Linked DNA regions of Homo sapiens: region 2 is linked to region 1. A link is an interaction called in ENCODE POLR2A ChIA-PET data of the cell type or tissue named here. Cell type or tissue: MCF 10A. All regions are shown on one strand. Links, peaks and the distances in the headings refer to the core of each region. The heading gives the core; the rest is flanking DNA.

Evidence for each region. ChIA-PET counts read pairs that join two places held together with the same protein. Peaks named below come from ENCODE experiments on the same cell type or tissue, not always from the same donor. Only the 100,000 strongest peaks of a DNase experiment are listed, where the experiment ranks them.
Region 2: POLR2A ChIA-PET joins it to region 1 with 5 read pairs; 6 of 35 experiments call an interaction of 5 or more read pairs at or near these places.

What each region holds. Positions count from the first base shown.
Region 1 is chr16:75,504,646-75,508,988 of GRCh38, reverse strand. It overlaps the pseudogene TMEM231P1. Among named protein-coding and RNA genes, the nearest start is that of CHST6, 11 kb to the right of the region's middle. In MCF 10A, for the core only: no CTCF peak of the experiment used is centred there; a DNase peak (open chromatin) is centred at 2,238.
Region 2 is chr16:75,281,078-75,285,527 of GRCh38, reverse strand. No RefSeq gene overlaps it. Among named protein-coding and RNA genes, the nearest start is that of BCAR1, 32 kb to the right of the region's middle. In MCF 10A, for the core only: no CTCF peak of the experiment used is centred there; no DNase peak of the experiment used is centred there.

The DNA.
Region 1 (4,343 bases), core at 280-4,279:
GATGCCATCATGGAACTTTGTGCAGACTAGATGTTCGGGTGGTCAGAGGGTCAGATTGATTTGGGAGTGGCAGGTGAGGACCTGGGATAGAAGATGGTCTTTCTGCTTTGGAAGAGAAGCATGGTGCTGTGTGGGGGCTTGGGGATGAGCTGGCGGTGGGTGGTGGACAGGGGGCCTCAGCTCGGAGGCCAGGCTGCTCTTGACTGAGCCAGGGGCCACAGTAGCTGCCCAGGCAGGAGGGATTTGTGTGGGCACCAGAGCTCTGGCAGGTGCACATTTGTTAGGGAGGAGCAGTATCCAGATACAGGCACTGCTCCCTCTGGAGTTGCTGCCAGCCAGGGAGGGTGCGTCTCTGGGCAGCGAAAGGCAGGAATAGCTCCTGGCCTAATGGCAGCTGGAAAAGAAGCTGCAAGAGGATATGGGTTTGTTGTGGAAGAGGTGGGGGCTGAAACCCTGAGGACCAAGAATCCTGCCCTCAATTTCTGATTGACACTATTGACTAAAGGTAGCTTTTTTCATTGGTGGAGGAAGGGCAGTAGTTCATTTGTTCAGCCTCAATTTATCTATCCATATCCTGGGCATGAGAGTAGCCAACTCTCTCCTGGGATATATGGAGGGATCACATGGGACAATCAATAGATATAATAATTGTTTCGAATCCTGCATATACCTTATAGGTGTGAAGTGGTTGTGTCCTTTGTGAATTCTCTTGGCCAGGCACCAGTGGGAGGTTAGATAGTGACCTGGAGTTTGTGTTGAGGAATTAGTAGCCTTTGAATGCCTGCCTTTGTAGCTGTTGCACATACGTTAGGCTTACTTTCAACTAAATGGAATTAGCTAATTGATTTCTTCAGAGGTCCAAGTGATAACAGAGCCAAACCTTGCTAGCCCATAGGGGTGAGAGTCTAGCTTAGTGACAGGTTGTTTTTGGGAGACACACCCTTTGTGTCTTCACTTCTCTGTCCCCTGTCTCCGTCCTGCTCTCCCTCTCACCCATTCTGCCAGCTCTGCTGGCCCCATGGGCACCTAGAGCACATGCACTTGGTGAATCTAGATCTTTCTTCCCTGAGACATTGCTGCACCACATCACCTCATCACCTCGCTTCCTTCAGGTCTCCAACAAGTCAGGTCATCCTGAATATTTTCTGTAAAACTTTCTGTTAAATTCTACCTTCATTATTCTTTCATTTTAGCCTGCCTTGTTTTTCTCTGTGGCACTCATCACTATTTGATATTGTTGCATATTTATGAATCTATTTTCTGTCTTCTTGGTCGGGAACATAAGCTCCATTAGGATGGAGACTTTGTCTGTTTTGTTTAGATTATATTCTCATCATCTGAAATAGTGCCTGTAGGGCCTCAAAAAGTTCATAGCAGATTAATGAGTGAATTTAACAAGTAGACACTATTGATGGTGCTGAGCCACATCTGGGCCCTCTCTCAGCGTGGAGCGGAATTATGCACACAGGCGAGTATACAGACTTTGATGCCTGGTGCTGCCGTTTTGCAAAAAGACTTCTCCAACCCACTGTCTTCTTTTTGAATTTTTAAATAAATCTGGCCGGGTGTCGTGGCTCACACCTGTAATCCCAGCACTTTGAGAGGCCAAGGCGGGCGGATCACGAGGTCAGGAGTTCGAGACCAGCCTGGCCAACATGGTGAAACCCCATCTCTACTAAATATACAAAAAAATTAGCTGGGCGAAGTGGCAGGTGCCTGTAATCCCAGCTACTCAGGAGACTGAGGCAGGAGAATTGCTTGAACCCAGGAGGCGGAGGTTGCAGTGAGCTGAGACCGTGCCACCGCACTCCAGCCTGGGCAACAGAGTGAGACTCCGGCTCAAAAATAAATAAATAAGTAAGTAAGTCTGGATATTTTAGTCCTGGAAAGGATACCACATTTGAAGTCAAAGACCTGATCTGAAATTCTGTCTTCACCATTACTTGCTGTACCTCTGATAAATGCCCTAACCTCCCTCACCCATGATTTTCTCATCTATGTAATGGGAAAATACTTGTTCTGCCTACCTGGGGCTTAACATTTATTGTAAAGATCAAATGAAATGAGTTTCTCCCCACGCCCCACAGTGTATTGGAGTCTGGCAGTTGTCTCCTGGCCACTGTCCTCTGTTGCAAGTTGAGAAATGTGATCTTTACTTCCTGTCCAACCCTAAAGATCCGGAAGGCGTGGATCCGTCACAGAGAGTTACACAACATTGTCTACCCAGATCCCAATTGAAGAAAATCCACAGGAAGACAAGGCAGGCTCTTTTCATCCTACCCATAATGACTAATCCATCATTGCCTCAGTAACTTGATCGTCAGCCCGGGTAGCAGATATCCCTCCCCGAAGCTGATGAAACAGGGCAGAGAGGAAGTATCCAAGAGAAAAGGGAGGGAGGTTTCTCTAAAACAAGACCTACAATAAGGACATTATTGTCTAAAGGAAATAAATAATTGAAAGTTTCTGAAAACTGAGATTTCTTCATCTCAAATGACTTTATTAGCCCAAAAAAGTACAAAAATTATTTTCCTCACATAATATTAATGGTGGGAATCAAAATGAATCAGTAGATGGGGGATCCAGATTGGAATGCTGCTACACCATAGTAGAATCCTTCTGGGAACCTACGGTGGGAAAGGATCACTTGTAGCAAAAAGATCCAGAGTTGTGCAGAGGGACCACGTCAGCAGTGATCACTTTTCAGTAACCGTCTTTTTCTGCTGATCATTTTAGGGTCACTATGAGGTCAGACTGGATGGTGGGAGTGGATACCAATTTTTTTTTTACTGCCTACATATGCTTCATGAGCTATAATTTGTCTTTTTTTCCACCACAGATCTCTGTTTCTTTTCCTTACTTTCATGCCCATAATTTATCTTACAGATGTGGTTTAATGCTTTGCTGATTTGACATAGCTTTCTTTTCCATTTCATTGATTGCTACTTAAAGATGCACAAGGCTTTCAGGGCCTCACATGAATGATGAGATGAGATCCAACGTCAAGAATCTGAAGCAAAGACACTTGTGGTTTCAGAACGTGTAAATAGAGCTTGGTGATTTTCTGTTGAGTTTGTTGGGGGAATGCATAATGATTAGGATTAGGTGTTTTTCTATTTTAAAAAGTTGCTTCTAGAGGCATAGAAGACAATTCTGATACACTATTTAAATTTTCCATACAAATCCAGGCATGTTTATGCAAAAGAAAAAAAAACACCAGTACAAAACAAACAAGATATGATCTGACTGGGCATGGTGGCTCACCCCTGTAATCTTAGCACTTTGGGAGGCCAAGGCAGGAGGATCCCTTAACCACAGGAGTTCAAGACCAGCCTAGGCAACATAGGGAGAACCTCTTTAAAAAAAAAATTTTTTTTTAATTTAAAAAAAAAAAGATCAAATGAGACAAATGCTATTCACATGTTTCTTGTCTTGTTATCGCCACTTCAAGTTCCCATTTATTTTGTCCAGTGAACATTTGAAAGACTCAGATATGAAGTTCAGGGGCCATGCACTTTGTGCCTCTTTCCCCAGTATTAATGCACTTACACCTGTCTATTTTTCTCTTTCTTTTAGTGGGGGAGATAATGCCTCTTTCTTTTGTGTACAGCAGGACAGTGGGTCATTGTGTATGTACAGAAGTGATGTGGATTCCTCCCAGACTCATTAGTGACCAGGGCTGCTGGGCCTGTTTGGGTTTCCTAGACTAGAGAAGAAGACAGGAACCAGGATGGGAAGACGGACATGTTACATTTTAAGCTGGAGCTTCCCCTGCAGTCCACGGAGCACGTTCTCGGTGTGCAGCTCATCCTGACTTTCTCCTATCGATTACACGTGAGTCAGTCCGCTGGGAGGCTGTCCTCTCCCTTGTGTCTTTTTAGTAGACCAGAGTCCTTCTTCTGATTTCTAGAAGACCCGCACTCTAGCGGGCCCTCTTCCCCATGTAGTTTGGGATTTAACTTAGGCCAATGGAATGGTTTTCACTAGTCATATTAACTGACATGGGCTATTAATAGCTCAGAAGGTTCTAGGCAGTGTTTCCTGCATGGCTACGCTAGGTATGTGAGGGCCTCTTAGGTTTCAGCCAAGACAGGTGACTCTTAGCACCCAGAGCCCTTCAGATCTGATGGCGGTTGGTATTGTTGGTCCTTCTAATGATTTCAGAGGATGGCGACCCTCGTGATGCAGAGCATGGCGTTTCTCCAGTCCTCCTTTCCTGTCCCGGGATCCCAGTTATACGTGAACGGAGACCTGAGGCTGCAGCAGAAGCAGCCGCTGAGCTGTGGTGGCCTAGATGCCCGATACAATGTAAGGGCGCTTCTCATTGTCCAGCTCCTTTGTTT
Region 2 (4,450 bases), core at 253-4,252, 220 kb after region 1:
GACTCCATCTCAAAAAAAAAAAAAAAGGATACATTGGCTAGGCATGGTGGCACATGCCTATAATCCCAGCACTTTGGGAGGCTGAGGCAGGCAGATCACCTGAGGTCAGGCGTTTGAGACCAGCCTGGCTAACATCATGAAGCCCCCATATTTACCAAATATACAAAAATTAGCTGGGCGTGGTGGCACACGCCTGTAATCCCAGCTACTTGGGAGGCTGAGGCAGGAGAATCACTTGAACCCAGGAGGCAGAGGTTGCAGTGAGTTGAGATTGTGCCACTGCACTCCAGCCTGGGTGATAGAGCAAGACTCCATATCAAAAAAAATCAAGGATACATTTCACATGACAATTTCATCTGTTTTTAAAGAAAAAGGACAGAGTGTCCTTCTTACACCTGTTTTTCAGGTGCCTTTTTTTAGAGACAGGTTCTTACTCTGTCTCCTAGGCTTGAGTGCAGTGGTGCAATCATAGGTCACTGCAGCCTCAACTTCCTATGCTCAACTGATCTTCACATTCAGCCTCCTGAGCACATATCACCAAGCCCAGATAATTTTTTTGTTCTTTTTAATGACAGGGTCTCACCATGTTGGCCAGGCTCGTCTCAAACTCAAGCAATTCTCCCACCTCGGCCCCCCAAAGTGCTGGGACTACAGGCATGAGCCACCTCACCAGGCCACAGGTGCCTTTAACTCAAAATAGTCAATAGGCCAGAGTGGCATATTTTGAGTGGCATGTTCTGAACACCTTCACAGCCCAGTGATCGCCAGGAGAATGCGTCAATTGTAAAGTAGTCACACAATGGTATACGATTTGGCAGTGAAATGCACAAGCTGGCAGCTATGCGCATCAACATAGATGAACCTTGTAAGCAGCATTGATGCAAAAATCAAATTGCAAAAGACCTGCCATACAATCCCAGGTGTACAGATTTTAAAACATGTAAATATAGAGGTATTGGTTGCCCACCCTTGTGATGTATAATTCAGTACACTTTAAAATGGTTTTATGTTCTGTGGTTCAGAACGTGCATATATATATATATATATATATATATATATATATATATATATATATATATATAGTGATAAACCTTAAGCTCAGCATAGAGGAAGCCTCTTGTGGGGTAAGGAAGGCCATATGATAAGAGATCAAAAAAGAGCTTTGGGCCAGGCGCATGGCTCACGCTTGTAATCCCAGCACTTTTGGGAGGCCGAGGCAAGAGGATCCCTTGAGCTCAGGAGTTCAGAACCAGCCTGGGCAACATAGTGAAACTCCGTCTCTACAAAAAATAGAAAAAGAAATGAGCTGGGCATGGTGGTGCACACCTGTAGTCCCAGGTACAAAAGGAGGGTGAAGTGGGAGGATGGCTTGAGCCCAGAAGGTAGAGGTTGCAGTGAGCCAAGATCACACCACTGTACTCCAGCCTGGGCAACAGAGCAAGACCCTGTCCCCCACCCTAAAAAAAGGAGCTCTGGGCCAGGTGTGGTGGCTCATGCCTGTAATTCCAGCACTTTTGGAGGCTGAGGCAGGAGGATCCCTTGAGCTCAGGAGTTTGAGACCAGGCTGGGTAACATAGCGAAACCCCATCTCTACAAAAAAAAAAAAAAAAAAAAAATTAGCTAAGCATGGTGGTGTGTGCGTGTAGTCCCAGCTACTGGGGAGGCTGAGGTGGGAGGATGGCCTGAGTCCAGGAGGCGGAGGTTGCAGTGAGCTGAGATCACACCACTGCCCTCCAGCCTGGGCAACAGAGCCAGACCCTCTGTTAAACAAAAAAGGAGCTTTATTTACAGCTGTGGTTTTATATCTTAAATTGGGAGGTAGCGATACAATTTTTTTTTTCTTTTTGAGATGGAGTTTTGCTCTTGTTGCCCAGGCTGGAGTGCAATGGCACGATAACATCTCACCACAACCTCCGCCTCCCGGGTTCAAGCGATTCTCCTGCCTCAGCCTCCTGAGTAGCTGGGATTACAGGCATGGGCTACCACGGCCGGCTAATTTTTTGTATTTTTAGTAGAGACAGGGTTTCTCCATGTTAGTCAGGCTGATCTCGAACTTCCGACCTCAAGTGATCCGCCCGCCTCGGCCTCCCAAAGTGCTGGGATTACAGGCATTAGCCACCATGCTCGCCCGCGGCACAGGTATTTCTTATATTATTCATTATATCTATTTATCTGAAATCTTTCAAGATAGCTTTGGTTCGATGAGAGATGAGCCTCACCTCAGAGAAACTTGCATCACCTCAGTCAGCCTCCTTTCTGGAGGCCCAAGGGAAGAGCAGCTCAGGATGGATAGGTTGCCATGGTGATGGGCTTGCTGGGCATCAGGGAGCTTTCCAGAGTGATCTCCTCCAAGTGGCGCCTGGAACATTTCCCAGGAGATGAGTGACTCACAAGTGGCCTGCCAGGTGCCCCCCTTTCTTTCTCTAAAAAGCAGGTTTTGGGGGGCCGGGGAAGCCAAGGGGACTGGGCCAGGCCATGTGCCCCTCTTCAAGCAGCTGCACAGTGGGATTGCCCCTGCCAGCTGACGATGCGAAACTGGCCGAGTCAGCCTCCTCCCAAAACATGGCTGTGACAGATGCTCAGAGGCAGGATGAACAGGCCATATGTTAGAAGGATGCTGCACAGGCCTCGACTTGTTAGATGCAAACTAAATGGTTCCTGACCTGGATAAATGAGCTTGAAATGTAAAGACACCAAAACGAATTACACTCAATGTCTGGATTTTCTGGCAGAAGTTATGGGGCTGCCTGTCTTCAAACTGCCCGGTGTCCTGAGTTGTCCCTGGGCCCTTAGGCCCAGGCTGTGCCTTGAACCTCCTGTGAGTGCCTTCTCTCAGTGGGAGGTGTGGCCAGATCTCCTGAGGATGTGCAGGAGTCTTACTGGGCAGAGCCCTCCTCTCCCAGGTCCGCTGAGCAGCCCCATTCATCTCTGAGAATGATTTCATGCCTTCTTCCACTGAACACATTTGCATGATAACCTGGGCCTGCCAGAGTTCGAGGCACCCCAACTGACAAATGGAACACATTTTTTAAGCTCATTGGGTGCCGAGGGGCACTGTCTGCAGCAGGCTGAACCCTCTCTGTATCAGACACCCTGTCAGGTTGTCTCTAGCAGGCTCACAATTTTGTTACCACTCTGCCATTGAGTTCCATTATTGGATCCTTGAATTTGAGGTTCAGGGTCCTGAGTCATGAGAAGGAAAAGCTGCCCATCTCCCAGTCACCATTCGCCCCACATCCCAGCCCTCCTGTACCAACAGGGTCCGATGTGTGCCCTTGAGCCGCCTATAGACAACTGAGCTAGAGACAACCAGAATAAGCATTATCATTATAAAGGCTTATTTTGTCTTTGTGATGCAGTAGTATTTTCCAAAAAAAATTGCAAATATCCCATGTGTTATAATAAAAAAATATGACTCACCCCTGTAATCCCAGCACTTTGGGAGCCTGAGGCAGGAGGATCATTCTAGCCCAGGAGTTCAAGACCAGCCTGGGCAACATACCAAGATCCCATCTCTAAAAAATCAAAAAATTGGCCGGGCGTAGTGTCGCGTGCCTGTGGTTCCAGCTACTCGGGCAGCTGAGGCAGGGGAATCGGCTGGCAGGTCAAGGCTGGAGTGAGCTGGGATCATGCCATTGCACTCCAGCCTGGGTGTGCAAAAGCAAGATCCTGTCTCAGTTAATTAACTATTAATTAATTATTTGGCTTTGTGTTTCTGGCACAGAGCTCCTAAAACCCTTGGAATTTACTGTCTTGTGTGCTAATGAGGGACCATGGCTTATCATAGGGGAGCCCTCGATAGCTTCAGGATGGGGACTGGGTGCCAGAAAACCAACCACATGATTTCAGCCCTCCCCTCCCAGCCTCCAGGGTGGGGAGAGGGGCCAGAGATGGAGCTCAATCACCACAGACTAGTGATTTAATCTATCATACCTATGTAATGAAACCTCACAAAAACCCCGAACCCCCTTGCACCCCCAAGTCCATGGGGACAGAGGCTACTGCACTCAGGACCCTTCCAGACCTCACCTATATACTTCATCTGGCTGTTCATTCTCATCCTGTATAATAAACTGCAATGGTGAGTACGGCACTTTCCTGAGTCTGTGAGTTATTCTAGTAAATTATCAAACTTGATAGGAGTGTGGGCACAGTGGCCCATGTCTGTAATCCCAGCACTTTGGGAGGCCAACGCAGGAGGATCAGCTTGAGTCCAGGCGTTCAAGACCAGTCTGGGCAATATAGTGAGACCCTGTCTCTACAAAAAAACTTAAAAATTAGCTAAGCATGGTAGCTGTCTGGTCCCAGCTACTTAGGAGGCTGAGGTGGGAGGATTGCTTGAGCCCAGGAGGTGGAGGTTGCAGTGAGCCAAGATTGTACCACTGCACTCTAGCCTGGGCAATAGAGCAAGACCCTGTCTCAAACAAAACAAAAAACCCAATAGGAAGAA